Linked DNA regions of Homo sapiens: region 1 is linked to region 2. Evidence: chromatin loops called from intact Hi-C (ENCODE). Cell type or tissue: mammary epithelial cell. All regions are shown on one strand. Each heading gives the region's core, and the rest is flanking DNA. Links, peaks and the distances in the headings are about the cores only. Region 1 has its middle 22 kb from the start of CDH4. Region 2 has its middle 86 kb from the start of LINC01718.

The links. Peaks named below come from ENCODE experiments on the same cell type or tissue, not always from the same donor. Only the 100,000 strongest peaks of a DNase experiment are listed, where the experiment ranks them.
Region 1: a loop joins it to region 2, with 10 times the contacts of the local background. A loop is called at or near these places in 2 of 110 quality-filtered maps.

The regions. Positions count from the first base shown.
Region 1 is chr20:61,222,245-61,238,081 of GRCh38, forward strand. No RefSeq gene overlaps it. Among named protein-coding and RNA genes, the nearest start is that of CDH4, 22 kb to the right of the region's middle. In mammary epithelial cell, for the core only: a CTCF peak has its summit at 7,096 (motif pointing left); no DNase peak of the experiment used is centred there.
Region 2 is chr20:60,985,508-61,001,344 of GRCh38, forward strand. No RefSeq gene overlaps it. Among named protein-coding and RNA genes, the nearest start is that of LINC01718, 86 kb to the right of the region's middle. In mammary epithelial cell, for the core only: a CTCF peak has its summit at 8,334; no DNase peak of the experiment used is centred there; H3K27me3 peaks cover 181 bases.

The DNA of each region.
Region 1 (15,837 bases), core at 3,521-11,520, 240 kb after region 2:
CTCCAGAAAGGAATGCAGCCCTTCGGATGCCTTGATTTCAGCCCAGTGAGACCGTGTCAGACTCCTGGACTCCAAAATGAGAATAAATACATGTTTTTCAAGCCACTACGTGTGCGGTAATTGGTTAAAGCAGCAGTAGAAAGCGAATGCATCTGTGATTCAGGAAATTCTCGGGCACTGCACAGCTGCGCAGAGTCAACACCACCCAGGTAGGCTCCCACCACCCACAAGCCAGCACTTCTAATGACCTGGCTGTGAAACTCGGCCGCTTCAACATAAATTTTATCAGCATCGGAGAAGAGAGAGGTTCGGCAGAGAGAAAGGGGTGAGCAGACACGTGGCTGCCCTCCATCAGAGCTCAGCATAGGGAGGGTGGGGCCAGCTCTCTGCGTGCCGAGTGAGCGGCTCCCCAAGCCGCTCTCCCAGAAGAGCACCTTCTCCTCAGCCAGCCTTTCTTTTGAGCAATTATTTGCTTGATTTTAGAGCTGAGAAAATGCATCTTTGGATGGTTTAATACATATCCAGGGCCCTATTGAGTAAGAGAGCTCCAGGGCAGGATTGGAACCCAGCTGAGTTTTGGCTCCCAAGGCCAAGTACAGGGCTCCATGATTTTAATGCATTTCCGTCAGCTAGAGGTAATAAAAAGATCAGTCTTGTTTGGGAAATGTCTATTAGGTTGGTGCAAAAGTAATTGCGGTTTTTGCAATGAACTTTAATGGCAAACCACAATTACTTTTGCACCAGCCTAATACTTTCAACTTGAGGCTTGCTTCTTGTCTTGTCTCTGCTAAGAGGTCTTACCAAAAGGGATCTTGAAGCTATATCCAAAATCAGTCTCTGGAGACGGATAAACACGACAGCCCTCTATGGCTTTGCCAGGCTCATGGTTGCGAGGGCTGAGAGTGATGTAATCCTGAGGGCCTCTTGTTATTAATCCCACCTCTCATGTGTACACAGAAATGCAGCCCACTGAGTGCCCAGTGGTGTATGGCTATCAGCTCACTGAGAGCCGTTGGCCACGTCTCGTGTGTGTATACACAGGAGTGTACACCAGAACAAAAAGGCGATAGTAGTATTTACATATGAGAAACTCTGCCTGCATTGGCAACGGCCCATTTTATGCTGAGTAGAAGTCAAAAGGGCATGATGTGGAGGGCAGCTGTAGATGCGCAACAGAACTTTCCGTGGTGCTGGGAAGGTTCTAGATCTGCGCTTTCCAACACAGGAGCCGCCAGAAACACAAGGCAACAGAGCACTTCTGTGACTCTTGGGACTGAGGAACTGAATATGTTAATTCCGTTAATTCACTTAATTTAAACTTAAATGCCCACACATGGCTAGTGGCTCTCATAGTTGACAGCATAGAATTGAAGAGATGTGTTCGAACTTATAATTGTGTATAAATCTCATTTTCCTCATTTAAAAATGTCCTTCAATCTGGAATATGGTCTGGGTGCTCTGACACATCTGGAGAGATTTGTGGGTGCTAAAGTGAAGCCGAAAAATGTGAGTCCAGAGTTAAAAATAGACACTCCAATGGCTAGTGGGCTTGGAATGGTCAGCTTTGCAGACAGGCTCATCCCAACCTCCAGGATCTAGAAATATAATCCTTGCGTGAAAAGCCATGCTCACTCATCCATCATCCTGTCATTGCTTCAAAAGACCTTTAGTCTGGATGTCTTGTATCTATTTCTTTGGTTACTGTACCTGTACCTGTCCATTTGCATTTCACATCATACCTCAACTGGAATCCATGCCCTGAGGTAGCCCACATTTCATTTGATTGCACTTGTGGAACCAATTCAAGTGTTCATTACAGCTATCAATTAAAAATGTAGTTCATCATAAAAAACATCCTTGAACTTTTTGGAGTTCAGAGAACCACAGTAGACAGGTGCCTGGTGGAGTGGGGACAGACTCCTGGGCTTTGCTACCCAACTCTCCCTCACCAGGGTAACCTGTTCTCATGTCTCACTCTCAGAATCCAGTGGAAGAAGAGCCACAGAACCACTGTCATCCTGGCATGATAAAGACCACTCGAGACACACATTTTTCAACTTCACTTTAGCACTCACAAATATCTCCAGATGCGTCAAAGCACCCAGGCCATAATCCAGATTGAATGACATTTTTAAACGAGGAAAACGAGATTTATAGATTGACTTGCCAGTTTCCGCGTCTTGTTCCTCATACTAAGCACCGTATATTTGACACGCGTTATTTAGGATGCTGTCTGATTGGGCTTCCCAGGGAAATGACAGCCTGTGATTCTCTGCCCCAGCTACAGGATCCCTGAAATTAGCCATCCTTACACCATGGAACTGAAGAGGAGAAGATTGTCTTTTCTCCTTCAGAGCCCATATTCTATTCCACACACTGGCTATGAAGTTATTTTATTGATCACAAGGGATCGGAGGTCCTGTTGAAATGTTATCTCTCAAAGCGAGACCCTGAACGAGTGGTGTAGGCAGCTCTTAAATATTTGTTCAGCCTGTGGCTGTGCTTTAAGCCGGTTAAAGGGCGCAGGATAAACACAGCAGACCTGGTGCACAGGCTTCCAGAGATTTCAGGAGACGAACAGGGGCTGCTACGCAGGGAAGGGAGGCTGCACTCTATGAATTATTGGCGTGAATATGTCAATATTTATCACTCCCAAGGAATGACAAAGAAACCAAAACCAACCAGGGCTTTCCTGAACCACACACAATCACGTGTATACAGGTTCCCAATGAGTGTTCCTTGAGAACCCCGTCTAATCTGTCAGGGCTCTTTGTTTACAATTCAAGAGACCCTGATTCCAATTACATTAAGGGAAAAAAGAATTTCTATGGAACAGTGGTCTAAACCCTGACTATTCCTTAGAATCACCTGCAAAACTTTGTTCAAATGCCAGTGCCCAGAGAACACTATGATTTGGTTAAAAAAAAACATTTCTGGGCATTGAGCTTTGAGAATCAGTATTTTTTAAGCTTCCCAAGGAATTTTAATTTGCAAAGGGGTTGGGCATCACTTACCAGAAGTTCTGGAAAGTTCTGGGTTGGGGGAAGACTGGAGAATCAGACTTAGGCACAGAAGCCCTCAAAAGCCCCAGGGAGGGTTCCATAGCCAGGGCCCCCCACAGGGATGAATGAGAGTCTGAGGGCAGAGCTCCAAGGGACAAGGTGATTGTGCCCAAACAAGGCCAGGCCCTCCGGCTGCCAGGCTGGAGGAAGGAAGCTGCTGCCCTCATCCCTCGGGCCCCTGAATGGGAAGCAGGCGTCAGAGCTACCTCCCTCTTGCAGCTCTGCACAGCACAGGCAAGATGAGTTCCCCACAGCTAAAGGGAAAAATGGGTGCTTGGACCTCCAAAATGTTCCCTGCAGCCATTTTGTCTGGATGTCATCAGATGCGTGATGGGATAGAAAAATGCATATTAGTCCAAAGTCTGTGGGCTCATCAATCCATGAACGGATAAAAAAACTGTGGTATATATATATACATATGCCGTGGAATACTACTCAGCCATAAAAAGGAACAAAATAATGATATTTGCAGGAACCTGGATGGAATTGGAGACTTTTATTCTAAGTGAAGTAACTCAGGAATGAAATGGCGAACATCATATGTTCTCACTCACAAGTGGGAGCTAAGCTATGAGGACACAAAGGCAGAAGAGAGAATGATACATTGGACTTTAGGGTGTCGGAGGAGAGGGAGGGAGGGGGTGAGAGATAAAAGACTACACACTGGGTAGAGTGTACACTGCTCGGGTGATGGACGCACCAAAATCTCAGAAATCAGCACTGAAGAACTTATTCATGTAACCAAACACCACCTGCTCCTCTAAAAACTATTGAAATTTTTTTAAAAAGTAAATTTAATTACCAGTGCTACAATAAAATTTAAAAAGTCTGCAGGCTAGAAACAAATTGTATAAGGTCTTTGAACCCAAGAATGGATATAGGATATGTTTTTGTTTTTCAAAGTATTTTTAAAATAACCTCAAAGCCTCCCATGCCATTGTGTTTTCTTATTTATCATTTTAATGATTTTAGAGAATACAATTCTGTAGCATTGGATACATCACGATGCTGTATCTATCCAGTTTTGGGACTTGGTCATCATCCCAAAAGGAAACCCTGAACCCAATAAGCAGTCACTCCCCTCCCTCAACCCCCAGCCCCTGGTAGCCAGTAGCCTGCTTTCTGTCTCTGTGGGTTTGCCTACCCGAGCAGTTCATTGAAATGGAGTCATAAATCTGTGGCCTTTGTGTCTGGCATCTCTCACTTAGCATGCTTTCGGGGTGCGTGATGCTGTAGCGGGCATCAGTGCTGCACGTCTCGTTATGGATGAACAGAATGTGCTATGGCCATACCGGGAATATACCCCACTCATTGTTTCTTAAGAGGAGCATCTTGCAGAAGCTGTGCACCATGACGCTCATTTTTACAAAGCCGGAGACAGGAAACACAACCAAGCACATTTGAGTGACTGTGTCCAGAGGCAGTATGCTCTGTCCTCCTGTCTCCATAGCCCCACCTGTTACTAAAAGTTCCCTTGCGGTCACTGGCGTGACCTGGGCCATGTGCTCCCAGAACAGGGGAGGCCACAGCGCTACCTGACCTCGTCATGTAGACTGGGTGTGGACAAGGCCTTGTTTCTCACAGGAAACCTCCTGGTGCCAAGAGAAGGGGCTGTGGACACGAAGGAGGCACAGATGCGAGATGCCCGAAGTAAATAAATGTGCTCCAGCTCCCGCTGAGGCTCTGAGACAGGTGGGCCGTCAGGACCTTTGTCTATGACTAGTGGCCTGGCTTGAGATCGGGGTAACCGTGATAATAGTGATTATAACACACACTTGCACGTCGCTCTCCAGTGCTCTTCAAAGCTGTCCATGAACCCACTCAATCCTCCTTCCCCTAAAGAGTGGGGATGCAAATTCCATTCCCACAGGCAGGGCCATGCTTAGCAAAGGGTTTCCTTGTAAACAAATGCCCCTCAAGCCAGGTGTTGAGGCTTTTCAAGGGGGCGGTCATGAAACTGATGCGCCCAATCTATCCCTCCTTCCCCCACATCAACATTTCACACAGTTCCTCGTTTCAGCTTCAAAGGCAAACCTTGGGTCTTAGATAAATTGGGGTTTATTTTCCCATCACTGTCTGTCCCCTCTGCCCATCACTCAGAGGCGCGTGCTGTTCACCACTCAGAACATGCTTAGGATCCACGCATCAATTTCAGTTTAAAAATCTATCTCGCACATACGCAGAGCAAATTAAATCAGATCAAGCAGAAATTGCCTTAAAGGGAGTTAATACTCTGACTAAATTCCTGCGTAAGGAGGCCCCACTAACCAGCTCTGCCACATTTAACCTAGTATCCGGGTCAGATTCCTGAACAAGACAGGGCTCCCTTGGGTATCTTTTTGAGAACTGGCCCTAGGAAATCTCATTCACCTTACAGCTCTGGATTCCAATTTATGGCAAGGGTTTGCTGCCTACCAGAACAATGGAGTAATAGCAAACGATTTTAAATGGGTGGATGGGTTTAGGATATTGTCTATTCAAAATGTGAAAAATGCATACAGTGTTTTGGGAGCGTTTAAAATGGAGGCAACTATTTTCATAGCTAGAAATTGGAAAATACTCAAAAGCCAATGGGAGGATGTAGAGAGGCAAATTGTGAAAATAAAATGGATATAAAATTGCCACTGGAAATAACAGTTACAAGGCTTGGGCAGAGCCCACATAAAAACCACAAGAGGGGTCCCTGTGGCCAGCAGAATAATGCCTCCCGCCAAAAAAAGTCACACCCTAATGTCCAAAACCTGTGAAATATGGTACCTCACGTGGCAAAAGGAACTTTGCAGATGTGATTAAGGAACTTGAGTGAGTGATTACTAAAGATGGAGGAAGGGGCCATGACCCAAGAAATGCAGCGGCCTCTAGAAACTGGATGGATTCTCCCTGGAGCCTTCAGCCCAGCAAGATCCATTGTAGTCTTCCGACCTCCAGAACCTGGAGTTGGTAACTTCGTATCATTTGCAGTAATTTGTCACAGCTGCAATAGGAAACTTACACAGCTCTGGAGTCCACTGGCCCTGTTCAGATCACCCACATGCACCCCGGCACCGCAAAGCCTCTCCTGCAATGTCAAGGTCATTAGCATACCTACTCCACAGGACCATTTTACACATTAAGTGAGATGGTGCCTGGAGAGGCACCTGGCCCATCATGCAATGTGTGTAAGTCATCATTAGAGCCAAAAAAGGAAGTGCTATGGACCAGAAGATGCAAAATGTTGAATTTGTAATGATAGCAAGGATATAAATCACGATCGTGTAAATAGCAGGCTTATCACAGAGCTGGATTTTTTGTAGCAGTTACAGATTTGCAAGTTAGAGCTACTTCACTTGAACGTGGAGCTAATGGTATTAGGATGCTCTTTTTCGTTTTGTTCATTCATCCATCCATTCATACAGCAAGCATTTGAGAACCCCTGATGCCGGGCTCCGGGCTCTGGGCTCCGGGCTCTGGGCTCTGGGCTCTGGGCTCTGGGCGGGACCCTGGGAAGCCGCATGCCTCCATGCTCTCGCTGCGTAGAACCAGAGCTCTGCTGATTGAATATACATGAACTATAAAGAGGCCCCAGATGAGGAGATCATTTTGGGCCCTGCAATCTCAGGTGAGTCCTTTGCAGTCTCTGGACGATGCTGGAAATTGTGGCGTTGTTCTATAATGCAAAAGGGAAAGAGGTTTTATTCCCACAAGTCTGAGCTTTTTGAGATGGGAACTTTCTATTTTGTTCTTACTTCCCAGAGATAAAACCAAAGCCTTTTTATTTATGCTGCACAAGCTCAATACTTTATTTGCCCTTCACCATTTTTTTGCAAGTAAATTTCTTTCTCCCCGCAGTTTTCCCGCAACCGGTTGGTCTGTGATTCTCGCAGTGTCTCTTTTCCCTTGGGAATGTGTTCTTCCTTCCTCCTTGTTAGCCAGGCCTGGGGAAGGACGGGACGCATCACTGCTGATGCCCCTTCTGAAACCCCCTGCAGGCGCGGCTGCACCTCAAGCCCGGCGGGGCGAGGACGCTGAGCTGCAGACAGCGCCACCTAGCGTCCGAGAGCCACGGCGCACCGGCTGTGCGCATCTCTGGGCGAGACTGGAATGGAAAAAAATAGGTCTTTGTAAATCACCACCTCATTTTGTTCCTAGAGCTCTGTGTGTATCTGAAAGCTATGTTGGAATTTGCAGGCAGTAGCAAACTATGAATTGAAGAGAATTAATAAATGCATGCCTGTCTATTGATATGTTCAACAGAACCCTAAGAAATTACCATTTAGACATCAAAAAATGGATCAACCTAATATTTGTATAGGAGAACTAGAGAAACAAAGGATATATATATATATATATATATATATATATATATATATATATATATATATATATATATATATATATATATTCCCATTCCAGGGAAATTCTGATAATGTGGGAGGTTTTCGTTGTTGTCGCTTGTTTGTTTTGTTTTGATTTTTTGAGACGGAGTCTTATTCTGTAGCCCGGGCTGGAGTGCAGTGGCGTGATCTTGGCTCACTGCAACCTCCGCCTCCCAGATTCAAGTGATTGTCCTGTCTCAGCCTCCCGAGTAGCTGGGATTACAGATGCCCACCACATCTGGCTAATTTTTGTATTTTTAGTAGAGACAGGGTTTCACCATGTTGGCCAGGCTGGTCTTGAACTCCTGACTTCAAGTGATCCGTCTGCCTCTGCCTCCCAAAGTGCTGGGATTACAGACGTGAGCCACCGCATCCAGCCTGATAATGTGTTTAAGAATAAGTAACAGAGTTAAGCAATCTGGCTCCTGAACTTCATAATAAAGCCATTAATTTATTTATTTTTAACATGTTTGTTGTTTTTCATAAATGTCGGACTCCTACTCCCTGTGGCTGCCTCACCTCTGCTTCTCCTTCACTGGCCAGGTGCAGGCAGGAGGGAGAAGGACACTCCACGCCCCACGTGGCCCATTGGTTCCCAAGCCATCTGCCGACCTCAATTCTGGACTCTCTGAAGGAAGACCTTGATTGGCTACTCCTGCCCAATGGGGAGCGTGCCTCCAGGTCACATGTCCATGCTAGGTCAATCAGCTGAGGCCAGGAAGGGCTGTTGCTCACCTGCTTTTCTCCCCTCCCTCCCTGCCACCAGCCCAGCCCAGGTTGCTGCACTCCCCATTGCCTTTGCGTGGGTTGCTCTGCGGCCTCTCCTCTCAGTGCTGTCTCCTTCCGGAAGCCTTTCCAGATCCCGCCACGGAATGTGGGATGTCCCCCCAACCACACAGTCTCTGCCAGGAATTCTGTCTTCTGTCTTAACGGTGTTTGCCCTGCAAGCCAGGCCCCTCTGGCCTGCTATGTCCCTGTGCTCCGGGTGTCTAGGCCCACCCACAGTGTTGATAATGAAGATAACTGCTGCAGACAGGGCACTTGTCCTTGTCCCATGCCTGGAGAGCAGCACAGATTTGAACAGACACTTCCCCAGAGAAGATATACAGATGGCAAATATGCACATGCAAAGGCGTTCAGCGCTGTCAGCCACCAGGGAAATGCAAATTAAAGCCACTGGTGAGACATGTCACATGCCTATTAGAATAAATGGGAAATTTAAAAAAAAAACAGCTAAAACAAAACAATAAACTGGCAAAACCAAGTGCCGAGGAGGATTTGGAGCAACCGGAACTCTCCTGCATTACTGGTGGGAATGCAAAATACAGCAGCCACTATGGAAAACAGTCCAGTCTGGGAGCTTCCTATGAAGTGAAGCCTACAGAGTTGCCACATGACCCCACAACCCTACTCTTAGGTGTTTATCTAACAGAAACAAAATATATGTCTATACAATAGACATGTGTTGATAACAGACCTTAGTCCTACTTGTAATCACCAAATACTGGCAACAATCCAAGTGTCCCTTAGCAAGGAAAACAACAACAACAAACTACTGAAGCATTTAACAACTCTCAGAACTGCACACTAAAAGGGTAAATTTTACTGACTGTAAGTGATATTTTCATTTTTAAAACGCCTTTTAGGGCTTTTTCTGTATCGGCAAATTCCACGATGCCTGTCTGCCCCAACTGGTAAAACAGCAGCAAATTTCTAGAATGTTCTTCTTCCTCTCCCAACCCTGCTCCCATTCCCCATGCTGTGAAGGAGTCTCCATGCCTAGGGTTAGGCTGACCAAATGATGGCTCCCCTGCTTCTGAGCAAGGTGTATCCAAGGTCAAGTCCACAGGCCTGTTTGGAATCTCCACCAGGCCCAGCCTCCACACACTTGGCACCTGCCGAGCAAAGGGCATGTTGAGTGTCCACTCTGAGCTCAGCACGGCACCGGGGGCCTGGGGCTAGGCTGGCAGGAGGATTCCCTAGACAGAGAAGGCAAACTGCATCAAAGTTCCAGCAACAGACCTCCTGCCTAGTAAAACCACAACAGTGCACAAATAAACATTGCTATACACTCTTGAGAACTTGCTGCCAGCCAGGCAGGGGATAAGCACTGTGGGGAGCCCGTCATCCAATGTTCACCACAGCCATTATTGTCCCCATTATGTGGGACAGAAAACTGACACGGGGTTCTCAGTTACTGCTGGAGGGTGACCTACTGACATTCGGGCCTGGGCCTTGCACTGCCAGAGTGAGTGCGTGAGCCCCCAGGAACACTGACAAACCTGCTATGGACTTAATGTATACCCCTGAAATTCATGTGCTTACACCCTAACCCCCAGCATGACGGTATTCAGAGATGGGGGCTTGGGAAGGAAATCAAGGTTAGATGAGGTCATGAGGGTGGCTCTGTGACCTTAAAAGAAGAGAAAAAGAGATATCTGTCCGTGCACACCTATTGAGAAAGGCCATGTGAGGACGCAGCAAGAAGGCTGCTGTCTGCAAGCCAGGAAGAGAGCCCTCACCTGGAACCATGCTGGCTGGAACCTCAGTCTTGGATTTTTCAGCCTCCAGAACTCTGAGAAATAAGCTTCTGACTTGCATGTATCAAACTCTACTCCTCACCAGCTGCCTGCAAAAGACTTATTATCATTTCTTTTCAAAATGGAGTGAGGCCACCTTACCCTTGCACACTTGGCACCTGCCATGTCTCCCTTGGTCCCCGCTCTGGTTCTTAGTCTCACACTGTGGTGGGCTTCATTGAGACACTGAGATTCACTTTCATCCCAAGTGCCCTGCTGGCTTCTGACATCTCCCTTGCTTACTCCAAAAGCCTTCCAGGTGTGTTCAGAGGACGGTGTGTGGCCCCAAGGCAACTCTTCCACCAAGAAAGGCTAATCTTCAGGAGATCTCTTCAAGGGAGGCTGGGCCTGGGGGGCAGGCAGCAAACCCAAGCTGAACCAGGTTAACAAAGGTTGACCCAGGCCAACTCAAACTACTCCATGTCAGCCCAGGCCCAACCCAAGCTAAACCAGGTCAACAGGGGTCAACCCAGACCAACTTAAGCTAAACTAGGTCAACAGAAGTCAACCTAAGCCAAAGCAGGTCAACACAAGTCAACCCTGGATAACACAGGCCAATCGAGGCCAAACCATGTCTATCCACCTTGGCTGGGCTTCAGCAGCATTCACCTCGACTAGGTGAATGGGGTAGCTGCATCTCACAGACCTGAGGAAGCAAGAGGTGCAGCCCAGGGCCTTTGAATGCTCTTGAAATGCATGCTTCTCCCAATTAAACACTGCCCATTAAAGGGTCTAATGGGGATCAGCGTCCAGGAGTTGCCAAAAAGGCCCTGCCAGGCTCACCCCAACAGCCCACGCGCATACCAACAGCCCAGGCACACCCCAACAGCCCAGGCACATCCCAACAGCCCAGGCTCACCCCAACAGCCCAGGAATACCCCAACAGCCCAGACACAACCCAACATCCCAGACACACCCCAACAGCCCAGGCTCACTCCAACAGCCCAGGCTCACCCCAACAGTCCAGGCTCACCCCAACAGCCCAGGAACACTCCAACAGTCCAGACACAACCCAACATCCCAGACACACCCCAACAGCACAGGCTCACCCCAACAGCCCAGGCTCACTCCAACAGCTGGATCATTTGCCAGCACATTGTGCTGCTGGATCATTACACTGCCAGCGACTTGACATCACTTTCAAAGCACTGCTTAATTTCAATAATTATAAAGCTTCCTGGCCTCTGAAAAATAAGTGTGAAGCCTCTCCACATGCAGGCAGAGCCAGGGTGGGGAGCAGTGTCAGAGCTTGGCCTCGCCCTCCTGCACGGCTTCCGTTCTCCCTAATTTGCGTTTGCCCAGAGCGACAGGAAATCCAGAGGCTGCAGATGCGTTACTAACTTGCAACCCCCGTCAATCATGATGAGGTTTTACATTATTGGATATGAGTTTGGGGTGAATTATTCAGGTTTCATATTTTGATGAATGGGGAAAAATGCAACACAGAACCCTGTGCATGTGTGAGTGTGTGCATGAGTATGTGAGTGTGTGTGCATAAGTGTGTGCATGTGAGTGTGCACGTGTATGTGCATGAATGTGTGTGTGACTGTATTGCGCATGTGTGTGACTGTGTCTGCATGAGTGTGTGTGAGTGTGCGCATGAGTGTGAGTGTGTGTCTGCATGAGTGTGTGAGTCTGTGAGTGTGTGCATGAGTGTGTGAGTGTGCGCATGAGTGTGTGTGTGCGTGCATTTCAGGGAAACAAATGTCACCATTAGCAATCCCCACTAATACCGTCCTGTGAAGAATTTTCTGCAAATCTCTTGTGCATAGCGCGCAAAGGGGTGGGTGCTCCCCGTGAGAGATGTAGCCCATTTTTCTGAGAGACATTTGCCTTTCCTTAAACAGCAGTAACAGCATTATGGTACCCGCTGCTCTAGTTGTGGAACGACTATTTTACAAAGTTTTCAGGGAAAATCTGTGTGCTCTCATGTATTGTACAAACAAGGGTGTGGCATTCATTCTGTCATGGAAAAATACCTACTATTGCACTGTCTGGGAAACAGGTTTTTCAATAATAAACAAGACCTCACGGCCCCCCAAATCTCATGGTGCTTCCCGGTTGCTATGGACCAACATCGGAGCACCCTTTCTAACTGCCTGATGGAAACGTAAGCAGTGGCTTTGTGGTTATTTTCAGGCGAGAGCTGAGTATCACCAGACTGCTCCATTATCACCTCTGATAAATTGGGAGACTCGCCTGGTGACACTGCGTCTCCACTGTCCCTTCCATCTGTAAATAAGGGGTGGCCTCCTTGCTCCATGACAGCTGACCTTGGCAAGAAGACTGGGCATCTCAGGCCTTCAAAAACACTGTCATGGAGGGATGTGATTTTGTTTCACAACCTTTCCTTCCTCCCAGATTTATGTATTCGCTAATCACCTGTTCAAGACACTTGCCTTTTCTACCTATTTAGATAGCCTGAGCCTGTGCCTGGGTCAATTGGCTACGCACGGCAGTTGGGGAGAAACGGGCTGCACTTGAAAGCTGATCTCTGGTCTCCAAGCTTAGTTGGCTTTAATGGTGTTATTACTACACCTCCTCCACCTCATATTATTAATTTCATTTATAGCAGAACCAATAACTCATCCATTCAAGGCAGTTTGTCATGCATACCTGTAAATAGATTGAAAGTTTGCTGAAGCATGCCGGGTAAACACGACTGCAGCGTCTGCTTGTCTCCTGGAATCGCGCCAAGTTCTTTAGATTCGGGCGATATTTTTTAGAATGCATATGAATTTATGCTACAAAGGCAACCTCGCCACCTCAGCCCCCGCCGCCGTCACCCCTGAAATTCCATTTAGTTTCAATTTTACTGCTCCAGCCCGGCTCTGTTTGAGCTGCACCCTGTGAAGGTGAAATGTCACCGCCATCATTTTTGTATTGATTTAGAAGAGTCGCCTCGGTGTGCACCGGCTCCTGCGGGTTTCTGTTCAGTGACCTGAGCTGAAAGTACTTCGCTCTGTGCAAGGTGAGCACAGGGAGCTAAGACTACCCCGGAGGAGGAGCCCACGGCAGCAGGGGAAGGGGCCTGCGGGACACAGGGAGGAACGGTGAGCTCCCACCCACGCTGCTACCCCAGGGGGTCTGGAGTCACCAGGAAGCGTTCTTGGTGCAGCCACTGTGAATAATTAAAGGGGTTCTGCATATCTGGAGCAGAACCTATGCTTAGAACAGAAAATTCCTTTTTATTTTAAGACTCCATCTAAAGGAAAGTAAAATGGATGCCTAGGAGTACTACAGATATATGTTCCTTTTGACACCAGCTCTATTGCCCAAAGTCACAAATGCCATAATGCAAACTCAGGAGTTCCCTGGGCTATTAGGGAGGGACTCCAGACCTTGGGCTGAGAGCCACAGATCAGTGTCACTGTCTCATGGATGCAGTGGTTTTGGCCTTCCCAGCCTCCGCCACCGCCGCCTTCTGGTAACAGACCCTCAACTTTCAGTGGGAGATTTCACCCTCGTCAGTGAGATTTGAGTAGACTGACTCCACTCTGACCTCCAGTTGTGGTCCTGTGGCTGAGACCTGGCCAATCAGAGCATCCAGTCATCCTGGCATAGTGACAGGCTCACAGAGAGCTACAGAGAGAGCTACCAGGTTAGTCCAGGGTAGCTACCAGGCTCAGAGAGAGCTACCAGGTTAGTCCAATGATGTCTTTTTGCCAAAATAATTAAATATGCTCAGCTCCCTGCTGCTGGGGTTGCTGAGAAGGTAGGGTATAAACTTAGAGCCACTGGTGGCATTCTTGCTACTAGAAGGAGAAAGCTTCATTCAAAATGAAGCTACTGTGAGCAAATAGAAAAGGAGACAAAGCCCACAGGTCAGGAGAAATCGATTGAGCACCTCGATCCAGCCATGCCTGAATTCAGCCACATCTGTCTCGGCTTTTGAGTTACCTAAGCCAACATATATACTTTTTTAAAAATCATAAGCTAGTGTGAGTTGGGATTCACTCTTTTCTGGCTGAAACAAAGATCCTGTTGATACAAAGGAGAGCCCAAATACCAAGATCAGGCGCCTCGCCCATCCTCCTGACACTTGTCAAGCTTTCCTTACGACCACAAAAGTCCGATTCTAAATTCCGGGTAGATTTTGGATTCCTCCAAGTGCTGTCCTTTGTAAAATCAATCTCTCAAGGTATTAGAGTGCAAAGTGATCCGATTATTTGGAGGAAATGTACCTTTTTTTTTTTTGAGACAGAGTCTCCCTCTGTAATCTAGGCTGGAGTGCAGTAACGCAATCTTGGCTCACCGCAGCCTCTGCCTCCTGGGTTCAAGTGATTCTCCTGCCTCAACCTCTTGAGTAGCTCAGATTACATTCATGTACCACCATGCCTGGCTAATTTTTGTATTTTTATTAGATATGGGGTTTTGCCATGTTGGCCAGGCTGGCCTTAAACTCCTGGCCTCAAGTGATCTGCCCACCTCAGCCTCCCAAAGTGCTGGGATTACAGGCATGAGCCACCATGCCCGCCAAAATGTACCATTTTAAAATAAAAAGGGAACGGCTTTTCCTCCAGGAGTTTTCTTTGCACCTGGTGTCACTATTCCTCCAGCGTTTCCAGCCTCCCCCTCCACCCTCTTCTTCCTGCTTTGGAGGCAGCTGGCTCTTCCTCCAGCCCACAGATGCATCTTTACTCCCAGCTCTCCAGCTCATGCCCTTGGATTCAGAGAAGAGGTGGATAGCCAAGCCCTTTGCCCCGGGGCTGCCACTGTCTCCCCTCTATCAGTGGCCTTAGATAATGTGTGTGAATACACATGACTCAAGCTGAACTATTAATTTTACTTTATTTTGCATACCAGAGTCAATGGCATTTTGAACACAACAGGGAAAATCTATGTAAATGAATATGCACCATTGTGTAAAATGGCTATGCAAATACATGCCCCTGGAGGTGGCTATGCTGCCATTGAATTTTCCAACATAGGGGGCCTGTGTCCTGACTTTGGTTTAGACCTCAGAAAAACAGAAAATCAGAAAATACTTGGGTTTCTGATTGCAGCAAAGATGCTGACTGGGTTAGTGGCCCCTTGCTTCCCTTTGAATGGAAGCTTTTCTTGCTTCCAGAAGATGCTGGGAGGTAAAAAGTTCGATTTCAGTTGTATGGTTTGAAAACAAGAACTGGATTTTGATTCTACGTAAATGTGGCTAAAACCTTCTGTGTGCCCTCTGCCCAAATGCGCTACTTGGAGTGACTTCCCTCTGCTAATTTTGGACTTGATTTATTCTTCCTTTTCTAGTTCCTTGAGGTCTAACATTGGGTTGTTGATTTGAGAGTTTCTTCTTTTTTAATGTAGGCATTCATCACTATAAACCTCCCTCTTAGCATTGCTTTTGCGTACTCCATAAGTATGTTGTGTTGGGTTTTCGTTTGTCTCAGGATATTTTCTAATATATCCCCCTTTGGAGTTGTCCTTTGGCCCATTGGCTATTCCAGGGTGGGAGGTTTAATGTCCACATCTCTGTGAGTTTCCCAGTATTCCTTTCACTGTTGATTTCTAGTTTCATTCCATAGTGATTGGAAAAAATACTTGGTGTGATCTCAGTCTTCTTCAATTAGTTAAGACTTGTTTGGTGACATCATCTGTCACCTGTCCTGGAGAATGCTCCCTATGTGCTTGAGGGAGGACGTATCTGCAGCCCCATGTTCCCTGCAGTAACATCCACAATAGCCACCATATGGCAGGAGCCTAGTCCATCGATGGATGAATAAAGAAAGTGCACTCTATTCATACACTGGAACACTATTCAGCCTGTAAGAAGAAGGAAGTCCTGCCGTATGCAACAACGTGGATGAACCTGGATGAACCTGGAGAACATTACAATCATGAAAGAAG
Region 2 (15,837 bases), core at 4,634-12,633:
GTCTGACTGTCCATCCATCCATCCATCCATTCTTCCATCCATCCATCCATCCATCCATCTGACTCTGGCAGAAACAGATCAATCATTTAAACCAAAGCACAATTCCAACAGCAACAAGAGCTGAGAATGAAGGTCATCTGTGCCACAGCAGTGGGGTATAGAAGAGGCAGGTCTGACATGGCTAGAAAGGCTGTTACCATAGCTTTGCTTCTCATTCCCTGGACCCAGGGCAACTCAGCTCCATTCCCCAACAAGCCTGTGCCTTCGCTCCTCTGTGGTTTGCCCTGATGACAGGCCTTCCTGGAGCTGCCTTCTGTTCTCACTAGGTAATAGCTCTGTGTTCTTCAATCTGGAAACCCGCTAGGACTCTGAAATTATACAGCATCCCTATTACCATAGGGACATTGAAATCCAGACCTGAATCCTGTCCTCATGGAGCAGACAATCTAGATGAGAAAGAAAGACATGAATCTGAGATGCATGCAAACATAGTGACTGTGACAAGAGCTACCAAGGGGAGGGGTGTGGAGCCCTGAGGACAAGAACAGGACTCGAGGAAGTCAGGAGGGTCAGGGAGAGCTTCCTGGAGGAAAGTCAGAGATGTGTGTCCTTGAAATGGCATTCCCCTGAAACTTGGTTTCCTTGTCTATAAAATGGGGGGACATCATAGAAAATACCTCTCTGCATTGCTGTAATAGCAAGTGGAATAATAAATATCAACTGCTTGACCCAGAGTAAGTGTTCAAAAGATACTTGTTCTTATTGTTTATTACTCACCTGCCTCTATGTCAAGCATATTTGGAGCTGAATCCTTCAAAGGTGTGTTTCCTCTAAGGTTTCACATGCCTTAGCGGTAAATGCAATCAGAGATCTGGTCCACAACAGAGGCTGTAATAGGTGGGGACCAGGTTCCTGAGTTCTGGAAGAAGAGCCCAAGCAATTGTCCTGTCTGTAGGTGAGCAAACATCGGGGAGCATGGGTGCCAACTGGCACCTGCCACCTGGCACCTGGCTTCCTCAAGCTCTTCTAACACAGGCTCTCACTTACCAAAGTAAAATTAAACATATCCAATTTACGGAGGGAGAAGGGCTCAATTTTAACTATGTTTTCTTGTCTTCGGCTGGAGTTGTGACGTTTCACATAGTGACAGCCAGAACTCACGAGAACGTCTGTGGCCGTTGTTTCTTCTGAATTCTGTCCAACTTGTTGGCGTCATTGGATGCCAGCTTCCCCAGAACAGTGGGAGGAGTTGGCATGCCCATCTCATCAGCGCAGGACAAAGAGGAGCCTGCCATTCCCAGTGCTCCCGGAGAAGCTTGCTTTTCCCAAGGTGGTCTCCATCAGCTCTCAAATGTTTTAGGAGCTTGTGGCCAGAGAGGTGCTGGCCTGACTATTGGGCAAGGCTTGTGGAAAGGACATGAGGGACAGAAACTGAGCAAAAATAACAAAGGCCATTCCTGTGGCCTGTGGGAAGTGCTCAGAAGAAACTCTCTCCCAAGACCCTGCCACACCCTGCTGTGCCTACTTGGAGCGAGCGCATTCCTCCATGCTGTTAGTCACAACTCAGACTGACCCTGGCAAGAATTAATGTCCTTCACACCCATTAACGTCACAGATTAGCAGGGACACTTTGTAATCCATCCACAGCTCACCTCTTCCTTGTGTTCATGCACCCATGCATTTATTAAACAAGTAGTCATAGCTGCCTGTTACATCCTCAACTCTGCAAACAGATGCAGATAAAATGAGGAAGAAAAACAGACCCTAATCCTGCCCTCATGGAGCAGACAATCTAGATGAGAGAGAAAGACATGAATCTGAGATGCACAAAAACATAGTGACTGTGACAAGAGCTACCAAGTAGAGGGGTGTGGAGCCCTGAGGACAGGAACAGGGCTCGAGGAAGTTAGGGGGTCAGGGAGAGCTTCCTGGAGGAAGTGGCAATTGAGCTGAGATTTGAAAAATCAGTAGCCATGAACCAAATGAAGAAAAGAGGAGATAACATTCCCAGTGGAGGAAAGAGCTTACTCAAACTCCCCAGGAAAGAAGAAAAGGAGGGGCTGACAAAGGTGTGCCCAGGTGAGCTTCCTTTTGGAGCAATAGTCTTGGGAGCCACAAACACCTTCTTTTGACTCCTTTACTGCCTTCTCTTGGCTGAGCTCATCGTGTTGTGACTTCTCTCTTGGCCTCCAAATTGTTCTTACCTGTGGTCTTGCAATAAATGGCCTGTTCAGTTGGCAACCCTGCACGTCTGTGGGTTTGACTCCATGCATACAGTTCAGTCTGTTCTGTTGGCATGCATAGATTAGACAACCAGGACACCCAAAAATAAGACACAGATTGTGGTTCCAGAAAACCTGAAACGGTTGAGGCAGCTGACAGGGACTGTTTGGCACAAATGACATCAAGAATTCCAGAAAAGATAAACATTAGGCATCTCCTCCACTACTGATCATTGGACAAGGAATTTCTCTGACTTCTGTGAACCTGGGGTCACAGTGAAGTTCTCTGAAGATGAACATGAGACTTCACATTGCTACCAGAGCTTTAAGATAAGAAATCATATCTAGTTTCAAAAAACTACCCCACCTTGTAAAGGCCAGCTTTAGCTTCAGCTTTTTCAGGTTGTCCTGCTTTCTGGGGAGATAAGAAAATAGAAACTACAATTAATAGTTAGTTAATTAGTTATGATGAGCTAGCACTACACTATGTAATTGACACACGGTAACTTATATAACTCATAAAACAACCCCATGAGGTAGGAACTCTTATTATACCCACTTGTCAGACGAGAATACTGAGGGTCAGATAAGTGAAGTCACTTGCCCATACATGGGCCAGTTGGTGAGAAAGGGGTGGAACTTGAGTTTGAAGCTCAGCTCCCCAAGAACTCACTTTCTCTGAACTCTGCACCCCCGAGGTCGTTCCTACCATGGGGACCGTGCCCCAGGTTAACTCATTCATTCAGTTATTCTCTCATTTCTTTGGTGAATATTTATTGTGCTCCTAGTATGTTTTAGGCCCTGTTCCAAGTGTTTAAGGTAAAATAAACAAGCCTACTATGGTCTGAATGTTTATGTTCCCACAAAATTCCTATGTTGAAATACTAACCCCCCATGGGATGGTTTTCGGAGATGGGCACTTTGGGAGGTGATTAGGTCATGAGGGTGGAGCCTTGTAAATGAGACCCAAGAGAGTTCCCTCACTCCTTCCACCACGTGAGGACACAGCAAGAGAATGGTTGTCTATGAACCAGGAAGCAGCCCTCACCAGACACCATATTTGCCAGCACCATGATCTTGGCCTTCCCAGCCCCTTGAACTGTGAAAAAATGAACTAAGGTGAACCTGACACAAATTCCTATCCTTTTGGAACTCATAGTTTCATGGGAGTTGACAATAAGAAGCCAAATGAATAAGTAAAATACACAGTGCACAGGAATCCTATGTGTCCAAGCAGGACAGGGGGTAGGAAGTTTTGGGGTGGAGAGGGGAGGCCACCTCATGAAGGTGAGAGGGTATTGGATGTGTTTTCTCCCTACATGAGACAATTTCCAACAAGACTCACATTTGGAATAATGGAGAGGGTGGTATATTAAAAATGCTAAACATTCATTCGAATATTTCTTTAGTGTCTGCTTTGTACTGGGCGCTGATACATCACTGAACTAAACAAAGATGCCTGTGTCTTAGGCTTCTGATCCCATGTGGAGAGCCCAACAGTAGGCAGCAGACAAGATAAACCATCACTGACTCCACAGGACGAGGCAGGGCACAGAGTGTGATGAGTGCTGGGGGAGTGGGTTGAAATTGTTTTGTGGGGTGGGCGAGGCCTCTTTTGGAAGATGACAACTGAGCGAGGGGGAAGAAGGAGAGGGAGAGGATTGTGTGGACACTGCAGAAGGACGTTCAGGGCAGAGGACCAACTAGAAGAAGGTCTCAAGGTGGGGCTTGTTACAGGTGTGTGTGTGTGTGGAGTAATGAAGGAGCTGGTGAGGTGGGGGCAAAGTGAGGCTGATGGGTAGAGAAGAGAGGAGGTCTGAGCCCTATTTACTCAGCAAGCATGCCAAGCGCTAGACTGACCTGACCTGACTGCTAACTTTTCCAGAGTCCTTCATGCATACCAGGGGCTGTGTTTAAATCATCTTAAAGGTATGTTCATTTTATAGATGAGGATCAATTTTACAGATGAAGAAACTGAGGCTTAGGTTAAAAGCAAACTTTCCAAAGTCTCACAGAATGTAGCCAACGCCAGGCACAAATGGAATCCTCCCTGGCACTCAGTGGGGGTCCCGAATGCTTGGCGAGCCTGCATCCCCAGGCCTCCAGGAGACAGCAGGGAATGGAGAATGGGTGGCCCTTTCCATGGGCCCTGGAGCAGCTGGGGAGGCAGAGCTGAGAGGAACAGGGCCACAGGGAGTTTGTGCCCTGATGTGGGGGAGCTACCTAGCTGGGTTGAGACCCAGATGAAGGACACAGTGCAGACAGGCCGTAGGGCTTGCATTCTTCCTTCCCTTTGGGGAGCAGGCTGAGCTTGCCCTGAGAAGGCCTTCAAATCGGTACTCAGGCCCTCCCCTGGCAGGAGGCAGGGAGAGATGGTGGGCGACGATGCGCCTCCGACGAGGGGCCTGTCAGTCCACTGCTGCTGCTGGAGGGGCTTTATCTCTAAAATACAGTGTTCCTTTAGAAGGTGCACATTTTCACATCTATTAAATTGCTTTGCATGAAAGTGTACTTTCCTGGTACCATAGCAACTGTGCTTCCTAATCTGATTTAAATTTTTTGCCTTGTGCTGCAAAAGCTAATGCCACACTTTCTGAAGTCGGTGGCTGTGCCGTGCACAGGATGTCCATTTTTGAGAAAAGAAAAATAATCATCCTTGGCTAAAAATCACCAGCACCACCCCCGCCCTACAGGTGGCTGTTCTATGCGAATGGTTACAGATACAGGTGCCAGCATCTTCACCGCTTCCTAGCGGGTGATTGTCATCAGGTTATTGAACCCCTCGGAGCCTCAGTTTCTTCATCTAAAAATCAGAAATTAAAATATTTCTACCTCACAGGGCTGTCAGAAGGGATAAACGACATGAAGCAAAGGAGGAGCTTAGTTCTGCATCTGACATTTATTAAGTGCTAAGTAAACAGTAACTAGGGATCTTGTCTTCCTCAATCCCACTCCTTTATTAAGAGCAATAATTGACTACTGGCGATGTTGCCAGGCTGACTCTGAAATCCATTACTCTCGGTAGCGGCTGCAATGCGGCTTTCCATTTACTGCTTGTCTTCCTCACTGTAATATTCCAAGAAGGTGCTCAGCAGTGATTTGAGGAAGGGATGAAAGGCAAGGCTGCCTTTGCGTATCACGCTGTGCTGTTTCTATGTGTCAGGCAGGTCTTCCTCTCTCAAAATCCACCCCCACGGATCTATCCGACTTCCTTTCAACAATGCCAGACTCGATCTGGAGGCCTCAGGTAGGCACTCGTTGTGGTCCTCACTCCCAGGGGGCTGCAGCCCCGTCTCGTGCAACCTTGCTCACATGCTGGTGGCATGTAGGATGCTATTACTGGGAGGGTTGTGGACACATCATGTCCCTGTCACACAGCTGAGAGTTACATCCCTTAGACTCAGTGAGGATGGGCATCTCAGAGCCACTCAGCTATGCAGGGCTGGACTCCGCTTCAGCCTGGGAACACAGCGGGCTCCACCCACGGGGGAGCAGAGAGGAAGGGATTCTTGCATCCACACACACAGGGTTCTTTTTTTTTTTTTTTTTTTGAGATGGAGTCTCGCTCTGTCGCCCAGGCTGGAGTGCAGTGGTGCGATCTCCGCCACTGCAAGCTCCACCTCCCGGGTTCACGCCATTCTCCTGCCTCAGCCTCCTGAGTAGCTGGGACTACAGGCGTGTGCCACCATGCCCGGCTAATTTTGTGTATTTTTAGTAGAGACGGGGTTTCACGTTAGCCAGGATGGTCTCGATCTCCTGACCTTGTGATCCACCCGCCTCGGCCTCCCAAAGTGCTGGGATTACAGGCATGAGCCACCCACCGCACCCAGCCAGGGTTCTTAAACTGGATGGCACATCAGATTTACGGTGGGGCTGTTAAAATGCATATTCCAGGTATCATGACAGGAATCCTGATTCAGGGGGCTCAGCCTGGGTCCCTGGAGCCAGTATTTGCATCTCTCACCTGGTAGTTATTGTGTAGATATCCAGACAGGCGCTGTCGAACATCTATCTTAGTCCACTTGTGCAGCGCACCTGCTGAGTGCCTGGGCCCTCCAGAGCTGTGGCCCGAGTGCCGTTGGGTGCCTGCGCCCTCCAGAGCTGTGGCCGGAGACACATCTGGGTCTGGGCCACACAACATTCATGCTGAGCGTGAATAAGTGGAGCAGAAACCGGGGGGAGCTCTGACGATCAAGCCCTGAGGTCCCACAGGCACCCTGGGACTCCCCTTGAAACCATCCTGCCTTGAAGGCCCTGGCTCTCTCTCTGAGACTGTGATGGGCATGGCAACTCAAACACGTTTACGGTCATTTTTCCATTGTCTTGATAAATCGCATCTAGCTTTTCTCTCTCCATACTAATCTACCTACTAGAGAAATTAATATCAAGGGTGTCACTTGGCCACACTCAGTTTTCCCTCCCGAACCCACCTGTTCATTCTTAACATAGGCAGGCTGAGAATTTTCCCAAGTTTTAAGTGTTGCTCCGCTTTTGATTATAAATTCCATCATTAGTTTGTCTCTTCTTACATTTTACTGAGCCATCAAGAGAAGCCATGTGGCACTCTCAGCACTTGGCTTAGAGACTTCTTCCACCAAGCTTATTTCTTCCAACCAGTTTATTACTCATGAGTTCTGCTTTCCACAAAGTGCTACAACATAAACAAAATTCGAGCAAGCTCTTTGCCACTTTATTACAAGGACAGTCTTTCCCCCGAGGTTCCATATCTTGTTTCTCATTTTCATCTGGGACCTCATCAGACCTCATATTTCTACCAACATTCTGTCCGCGACCACCTAGATAATCTCTAAGAAGACTGAGTCTCTCTTTCCAGCTCTCTTCTTCTGGGCCCTCCCTAGAATCACCACTAACACTCTTTCATGGCAATACAGAATTTTTTTTTTTTTTTGGCTTCAAAACTCTTCTGGCCTCTACCCAATACTCAGTTCCAAAGCTGCTTCCACATTTTCAGGTATTTGTTATAGTGACATTCCGCTGCTTGGTACCAGTTTCTGTCTTAGTATGTTTCTGCTGCTATAACAAAATACCGGAGACTGCTGTAATGTATAAACAGCACGAATTCATTGCTCATGGTTCTGAAGCCTGGGAAGTCCAAGGTCAAGAGGCTTGCAGGCTCAGTATCTGATGAGGATCTGTTCTCTGCCTCTAAGATGATGCTGTGTCCTCACATGACAGCAGGGTGAAAAAGAGGCAGGCAGCTCTATGGAGCCTCATTTATATGGGCACCAATCTCATTCATTGAAAGGTGGGTTCCTTAGGGCCTCCTCACCTCCCAGAGGGCCCACCTTATAATAACAGCTCCTTGGTGATTGGGTTTCAACCTATGAATTTTGGAGGGACACAAACATTCAAGTTGTAGCAACATCTTAGAGTTTAGATGCTGTTGCATTACTTTAGAAAGTGTTCTTTATTGTTTACGTATTTAGAGACAAAATTTCATGATGTTTGTAATGAATATTAAATATATTACATACACCTTAATATACTCCCGAAGGCAGAAAAGACAAAGTAAGCACAGGCACATGTTAATGATCATTTGGGGAACTGTGTGTGGCAGTTCATTATTGTATTCTCCCTGTGTTCCTGTATTTTTGAAATTTTTCATAATAAAAAAGGTTTTTCTTAATGCTATGATAAGCTAAAGATCTAAGAAACTCAGAAATCCTTGTAGATCTTCCCAGCCTTCAACTCCAGCCAGAAAATCTGACGTATTTAAATATTGGTGCTCATCTTGTAGCTGAAGAAAATTCAGTTTCTAAAGCCTTACTTTTCAAACTTGAGCAGCTGTGGAATGATTTGTTTTTCCTTCTCCTTCTTTCTTCTCTGACTGACACAGCAGGTCGTGGCATCCCTGGGGGACTGCACCTCATAAGCAAACATGACTAGCGTGGCCTGACATCACGTGCCCTGATGCGATTCTGCAGCTGGAAATTCAGAGGGTTTTTTTTTTTCCTTCTTCTTCTTCCTTTCATTCTATATACTGTGGTTTCTGGCACCTTAGGAGAATTTGAAAGGAGAAAAGCTGTGTTCTCTAATTAGCATGAAAAATGCAAAATCCATGTCCCATACACCACACACAGCCACAGGGGGTGCTCTTGGCATAAGCCTCCATGAGGTTCCTTGTGGCTTTGGAGCCCAGAGTGCTCATGACCACAGAATCTGAGGTAGCAGAGGGACGTACCAGGGCCAGTCTTCCCAGGTCTCTCCTGTCTCATCTGCGGACCATTCGGAGGGTGCTTCGGCCTCTTTGTAAAGTTCTCCAAGGATGGAAAGAAAGCAAAATGAATCATGGGTCCAATTAGTTTCCATATCTGAATGCCTGGAGAGGTGAGGCACAGCTAAGGAGACACGAGAATGTGATGAGCAGGCTTTAAATGGTCCAGACCCCAAACCTGGCTCCACCACTTACCACCTGTGTGCCCTTTGTATCGTTAAACCTCAGTTTCCTCATTTGTAAAATTAGGGGGAAGTGAATTTTCGGAATACTTTTGGGAGGACTGAATGAGAAAATTCATGTGAAGCATTAGCCTAGCATATAATTACCATCCAATAAATGTAATAATAATTACTTTTGTATAGTCTTATGCACACACATACAGATTCATCATTATTGAAACACCTCCAGACCGCCCTCTCTCCTGTACACATCTTCGGGTAAGCCAATCCCCTCTGCACAAATCCAGGGAACCACTTAGCTCCACTCAGCACCGAATGAAAGAAAGAACGCGTCCATGGAGACAGAGAACATGGGGTTTTAGGGCTGAGAGGGACCTTCAGAACATGACATGCCTCCCCCCTTCCCCCACACACTCAGTTCTTATCAGCTTCCTGAGGCTTTACCCTGCACTTAGCATAAATGCAAGCCTCATGTGCAAGGCCCAGTAGAATCTGTCCCTCCCACCTCCTCTACCTCAGGGAATCTCAGTCCTGCTCCTTCACTGTGTTCCCACCACCCTGGTCTCCTCCCAGTTCCCCCCATAGAACCAGCAAGGGAGGGGCCATTGCACAAGCTGGCCCTGGCTGGGAACACTGCCTGCCTCCCTCCCCCATCCCACTGCCCAGATACCCAGGTGACAAGGCTTTCTCTCCACCCTGGGTCACCTCCTCTGCAAGCTCTTCCTGGAACACCCCTCTAGAAGCAAGTCCCTGCCCCGAGTTCATGTCACCCTTGTTGTCCCTTTCATATCTGTCCTTGTAGTTTCATCTGTTTGCCTCTGCTAAGTGGCTTGTTAGAGATGCTACCACGCATGAGCTCCACGGGACCCAGAAGAGAGGTGACTTTGCTCATGGTGTCTTCCCAGGCCTACTCGCCTCTCAGTACACAAGGAGGGAGGGAGGGGACACCTGACCACTGGACAGGAAGGGGAGCCACAGCCAGGGAACCCAGCTTCAGGGAAGAAGCTCAGCCCAACTCCGCCCAGAGCCCCTCAAACTCTGCCATTTGTAGGAAGGAGGTAAGTGAGACCTTGCCTCCACCTGGGAGACATCTAAAGAATGAAACAAGGGGCTCCTAGGGGGTTCCCCTGTGGCCAGTCGCTCGCTGCTGCATTGCTTTAGCAGAGCAGTGCAGAATGCCATCTTGGTCTAAATATCTCCTCTCCTGGCCTCTTGTGCTGTGGGGATTCTGCCATCAGACGTGTTCTCTGCATGAGTCAGGAGGCTCTCAGTGGCTGGTGACAGAGACCACACTCAAACCACTTAACAAAGGGAGATGGCCACCCAGAGCCTCGGAGAGTCCCGGCACCTGCAGCAGAATCTCTCAGGCACCCTGGGCTGCAGTGCTCCAAAGGCTCCTGCCCACTGGCTTCGTTTTCAGGCTCCTGGGTAAGTGGCTTTAGAAAAGAGTCACAGCAGGGGTGGCCCCCACAGCCTGGCACCCTCAGGAAGGCTGGCGGAAGCCTCACGGTGGTTTTAATCCGGCTGATAAGGGACACGTCTTCTGCCCAAGCACATCACTTGGTGCTCCTGCTGGCCAGATGCAGGTTTTGTGATCCGATCCTTACCAATGCAACTGCCATGACAAACGGGGCAGAGGGGTTTTCCATGGGGTAGCTGGGCACTGATTCCAAAGGACAGGAGAGGCGCCACCAGAGTGGTCAAACGACGGAGTCCCACCACCGAGGGTGTGCTCGCAAGAGACTTGTACACAGATTGGTACTTCCTGGGGGTTTGTGTCCTCACACACCTGGGGAACATTCTGTCCTATGAGCAGCAGTAATTTCTCACCGAGGAAAGAGGCGTTGTGGGTGAGGACGCTAAAACCAGCACAACTCCATGGTCGGGGCAGGGACTCTGTGTACCCTCTTCTCCCCGCCAATGACATTCCCCTTGAGGTCGACTCAGTCTCAATGTCCCTCCCTGTGTGCACAAGGAGTTGGGATTTCACTTACGTGGTTGCAAAGAAGGTGAAAAAAAACCTGTGTAGGAGAGGCTGGGTATAGTGGCTCACACCTGTAATCCCAGCACTTTGGGAGGCTGAGGCAGGCGGATCACTTGAGGTCAGGAATTCAAGAGCAGCCTGGCCAACATGGCAAAACCCAGTCTCTACTAAAAATACAAAAATTAGCCAGGCATCATGGTGTGTGCCTGTAGTCCCAGCTACTCGGGAGGCTGAAGCAGGAGAATCTCTTGAACCCAGGAGGTGGAGGTTGCAGTGAGCTGAGATAGCGCCACTGCACTCCAGCCTGGGTGACAGAGCCAGACTCTGTCTCAGAAAAAAAAGTGTATGCAAAACCACCCCCTGAAAATGACTGCAATAGTCCGTAACGCACAAGTGGCCCCTGTGCAGAGATTCATATGCAGGCATGGTTTCAGGAACCACTCACCAGGCTCAAGGAAGGAAAGAAGACAGCTGCCCACAAGCAGAGACTTGGGCATTCAAATCACCCAGTCTGCACAAGTCCAAATGCCTCGTGGAGAGGTCAGAATGGTCCTGCCATCTGCACCCTCTTTTCTGTTTGTTAGATTCTTTATCCTTAGAACCTTGATCCATGTACTTGTTATGAAAATTATTGCTCATATGACAAAGCCATGTTCACAGTCTCCCAGTACCAGTTACCTGTTGCCATAATAACACTGTGTTCAAAACCAGCCTGAAAACTCAGAGGCTTAAATAATAAGAAGGAACTTGGCCCCACATCAGCGGAGCATCAGCTGATAGAGGCTAGCTTCAGTTGACAACTGAGAGTCTGAGGTCCACCCTGGCTCCATCCGCAGCAGGCAGGAACGGGAGCCACAGCAAGCAAGCGCAGCCCTCCATGCGCTGCCTCAGCTTCAGCTTCTGTCATGTTCACTCGCACCCCATGAGCTTCAGCAGGTCACACCATCGGTGTTGGGTGCTGCAAAGTTACCTATCCCAGGTGGAACTCAGGATACTCAAGGAGTGAAGAATTAAAGGCCACCCGATCTTCCACCCTGACACACAGTGGGCACTCAATAAAAACTGTGTTGGCTTCAAGTTCAGATCTTTCATGATCACACCCACATATTCTGCAGACAATTTACCCACTGAATGGTACCCACCATTCCCTTCTTAAGAGCAACTCAATCCCACCTTCCCACCAAGGGCTAAATCCTGAGGGCAGGTAGCATGTACATCTCATTTATGTTCCTTTCTTCAGCAAGGAGAAAAGAGATCAATGAACATAAGCTGATTGACCAAAGAACAGCTGGCCTGACCTGTGTCTTCAGCATCTGCAATGCTCCAGGCCCTGTGCAAAAAACTGTATGTGGCATGTCATTTTTTAACATTTCATTGTGCAAATTTTAACAAATACTAAAGAAGACAGAATAGCATAAACCTCTATATACTGCCTTGACTTAATGATGAGTAATATTTTACCATGTTTCCTTCAAATGATTTTTGCTTGAATATTTTAAAAGTAAAATACTGACAATATGACATTTCATTTCTAGTTTAATACTTCAGTATATAGCTTTTAAAGAAAAAGACATTTACTTATAAACCACAATACCATTATCAGACTTAACAAAATAAATGGTCTTCCTTAATATCTACTAGCACGTCCATATTCAAATTTCCTCTGTTGCCCTACAAATGCCTTTTGATAATGGTTTTGTTCCAGACAAAGCCAGACAACCCACATAAGACAGATTTGGTTGTTCTGTCACTTAAATATCTTTTAATCTAGAAGAGCCGTGCCTTTTTATTTATGTCACTGACTAGTTGGGGGAATGTACTTTTAATCTACTTTTAATCTGCACATAGCCATGCAACGTAATTGTACTTACCCCCATTTTCCAATGAGAAAACTGACAAAGTCGGTGTCATCAAAAAGGAGATTTGCTTGCATTCTCAAAACCACACTCTTTCTGCCATTGCAGGTCCATATCAGGAGAGGAAAAAGAAAGGCACTAAAACTTTCAGTTTACATTGTAAAAAGCAACACTCACGTTTAAGGTGGGTTTCTAGCACATTTTGACACAGCTGGGCTATTTCTGCAAAAGAAAAGGAATTGGCAATGGAAAAATGTCAATTCTAGCCTGATGGAGGAGTAATGTTGCCTCCTCCCAGCCCACATCCCATTCTGTGCTGCGCAGAAACTATCTAGCAAATCAAGCACATGAAACTGAGGGTTTTGTCTCTACAAATATGGGAGTTGTCAGACAGCACAAACAACCAAAATCAAAGATCCGATTGTCTTTACGATTTTACACCCTGACCATCTATTAAGTCTGCATCTATTAGATTTGCAAAATCTAGACCATCTATTAGATTTGCAAAAAGGAAGATGCTTCCCATGGCCTCATCTTACATGAAAATGTGGGTTTCTGCTTCTCTCTGGTTGCTCCTTCGAAGAGACGTGTGCTGGAGAACTCCTTAATAATACTGGGGAAAAAAATATCATGGAAATATCCACCAGGCGAATTAAGGATTATAAGGCCTCTTCTTCCTTCAAGTTCTTTTAACCAAGGTTGCTTTGCAGAGAGAGATTTGTAGAACAGCTTCTCTAAAGGCAAACGCTGGCTGATAAAAGCTCAACAGCTCTGAGAATTGGGTTACAAGCTCTTTTCCTGTGCTCGCACCAAGAGTGCAATGGGCTTTCAAAATTCCATTTCTTCCATATTGCTGCAACTTAGGAATTCACTTTTGAAACCCTGGTGCCTGATGGATGAATTTTTAAAATTTATGTCCCTAGAATATCCTGTGGGTATTTAATAGTAGATATGAAAGTTTCCAAATATCTGAGCATTCTGTTTTAGATCTGGCAGCCTCTTATAATGAGCTCAGCTAGATCACCCAGAAAGGGCCTCTACAGATTTACCAACCAGAAAAGCAGGGAGGAGCAGGTGCGCCCCATGGAGGAGAAGTCCACTGTGGACACTGTGCAAACCAAAGTCCATGATGGGGAGCCCACAAATGGAAGGTGCCTGCTAACTGAGAAGCCAGGGGTCACACTCCAAAATCTCCCTGCTCAAAAGAAGTTTTTTTAATTCTTCAGTCCTCAGTTTAAATTTTTGAAACTCTTCCAATGAACAAGGTTTTCGCTTATAAACAGAAACTAGAAAATGGTATAAGACTTTGTTTAGTAAAGCTATAGGAGATAGAGAAGATGTTTTGGAAGCTGATGCAAGTCTGAGAAACAAGAATGGCTCAGTACCAGGGTTTGGTGAGCAAAGCAAGTGAGGGCTGCCAAGTTGATTTTTTTTTTTTTTTTCGTATAAAAAGGGTGGTTCCTTTTGACGGGTGATGTAATGATGCCTCTGCAAGTCGTAAGATGAGATGCAGCTTCAGCTTCTCAAGTCGCAGTTGGCAGATCTGTGCCAGTCTCCTCCAGTTTCACAGCACAACCCACTTCCAAAGAGAATCCCAAAACTAATATCCTCTGAAAAGAGTCTAAGAATTCCACTGAAAACATTTTTCAAGCCCAGAATCCTGAAAAAGCTAAGCCATCCGTTTAGATTCCCTGGGGCCATTCCAGTTTTTACCAATACTCAATCCACATGGTATGGAATGTTTACCTGTTGAAATTTTTTTTTACTAAAGGGACCTCAATTTGCAATGAGATAAGTTTAGACAAAATTAATCATGATTGTAAACAATATGGAAAAGTTTTTTATGGATACTGTCTTTCATCAGTGTCCATGACTTCCAAAATTGTGAATGACACATCTCAGCGTGACCTTCCTCTTAAATAGGACAAGACTTTTCCAGCATCCTCATGTAGCCCTTTTTCTCCTCCTTTGCACTGGAATATTGCACCAACAGGACTCATTCAGCACTGATAGTGAGTTTCCCAGCACAAAGAAGGAGTGAGCCCTTGAGTCTCTCAATATTGGCAAAGCTTTTCCTTTGCCCTGAGTTTCTGCTCTGAAGACCTATCACTGAAAATGCAGCCTCAAATTCATCCATGGGGAAATCAATAACAAATCAAGCAGCTATTCACTCAGATTTATTGGCATAACCAGGTGAGACAGCCAAAAATCTCCAAGAGTGGGTTGTTGATTATGAGTCAGGCAGTCGGAAACAAGCTACTGCTGGATTTCATGCTGCTGTGATAAATCCTGCTGCAGCCATGGATCAGACAAGTGGTAACTCAAATGGATGGTTCCTCAAGATGCAAAAGCATATTTCATTCCACTTACATCTTGATGCAGCTAATCAGTCTTAATCTCAGCATAACTCACGAATCCAGAAGAGTCTTCTGGAAGGCACAGGTATAAGGCTCTTGTTGAATAGCCTCATAATTTCTGTGCACTAAAATCCTGTGGGGAATTTTCTTTGTCATGATTTGAGGAGGAGTTCATTCCCAGGATATTTGTATGGAACCTCTTAATGATATCTAGTGATCGACAGCCAGGTTTCTGTCATTGACACTTTGAGTGCTTAGTGGAGCTGAACGATTGCACAGAATGAGATCTGGGGTTTAGACTCTCGGTAATTTTGAAATTGAGAAAAGGGGTTTGATGTGAGCTGACAACATGGCACCTTTACAAATGCTAACATTTATTTTGAAATCTAAGCCTGAATTTTTTTAAAAACATAGAAATAAAGACAATTAAATCCTTCTCATCTCTTGCCCTAAGACTCTGTGTTCTCTGGCCAGTGTCACAGGGGCACTTGCAGTTTTGCCATCTAGTTTAGAACAAATGGGGCCTGCTACATTGACATTCCCTTTAAATCCCCACTGTGTCACTGAGAAAAGAGCTATCTTACTACTCAGAGGTTTCACATCTCCCTAAGCACTTTTACAGCTGCATTTATTTATAAAAAATAATTGGAAATGACTGATGTGAGTCAAACTTAATGCTCATGAGACTCTGTGGACTTTCCTGTCAAATAACATGAATCAGAACATACAGGTGCACATTTCTGGTTAATGTCCAAATTCTGTCAACACAATGCACGTTTTAGAGAGCAATCTAAGGAACCTGAATTGTCCTTGATTCAGAGAAAAATAGGTTATAATTCCAAACATCTGCTTCTTCCAAATAACACCACTTAAATGAGAAGTACAGAGTTCACATTCTGAAGATGAAGTCTGATGTTTTTGCCTACAACAATTGCACCACGGTAAAATGGTTGTCAGTGGCATGATCTGTGCTTTGCACCTTTGGAAGGAGAACCAGCTGG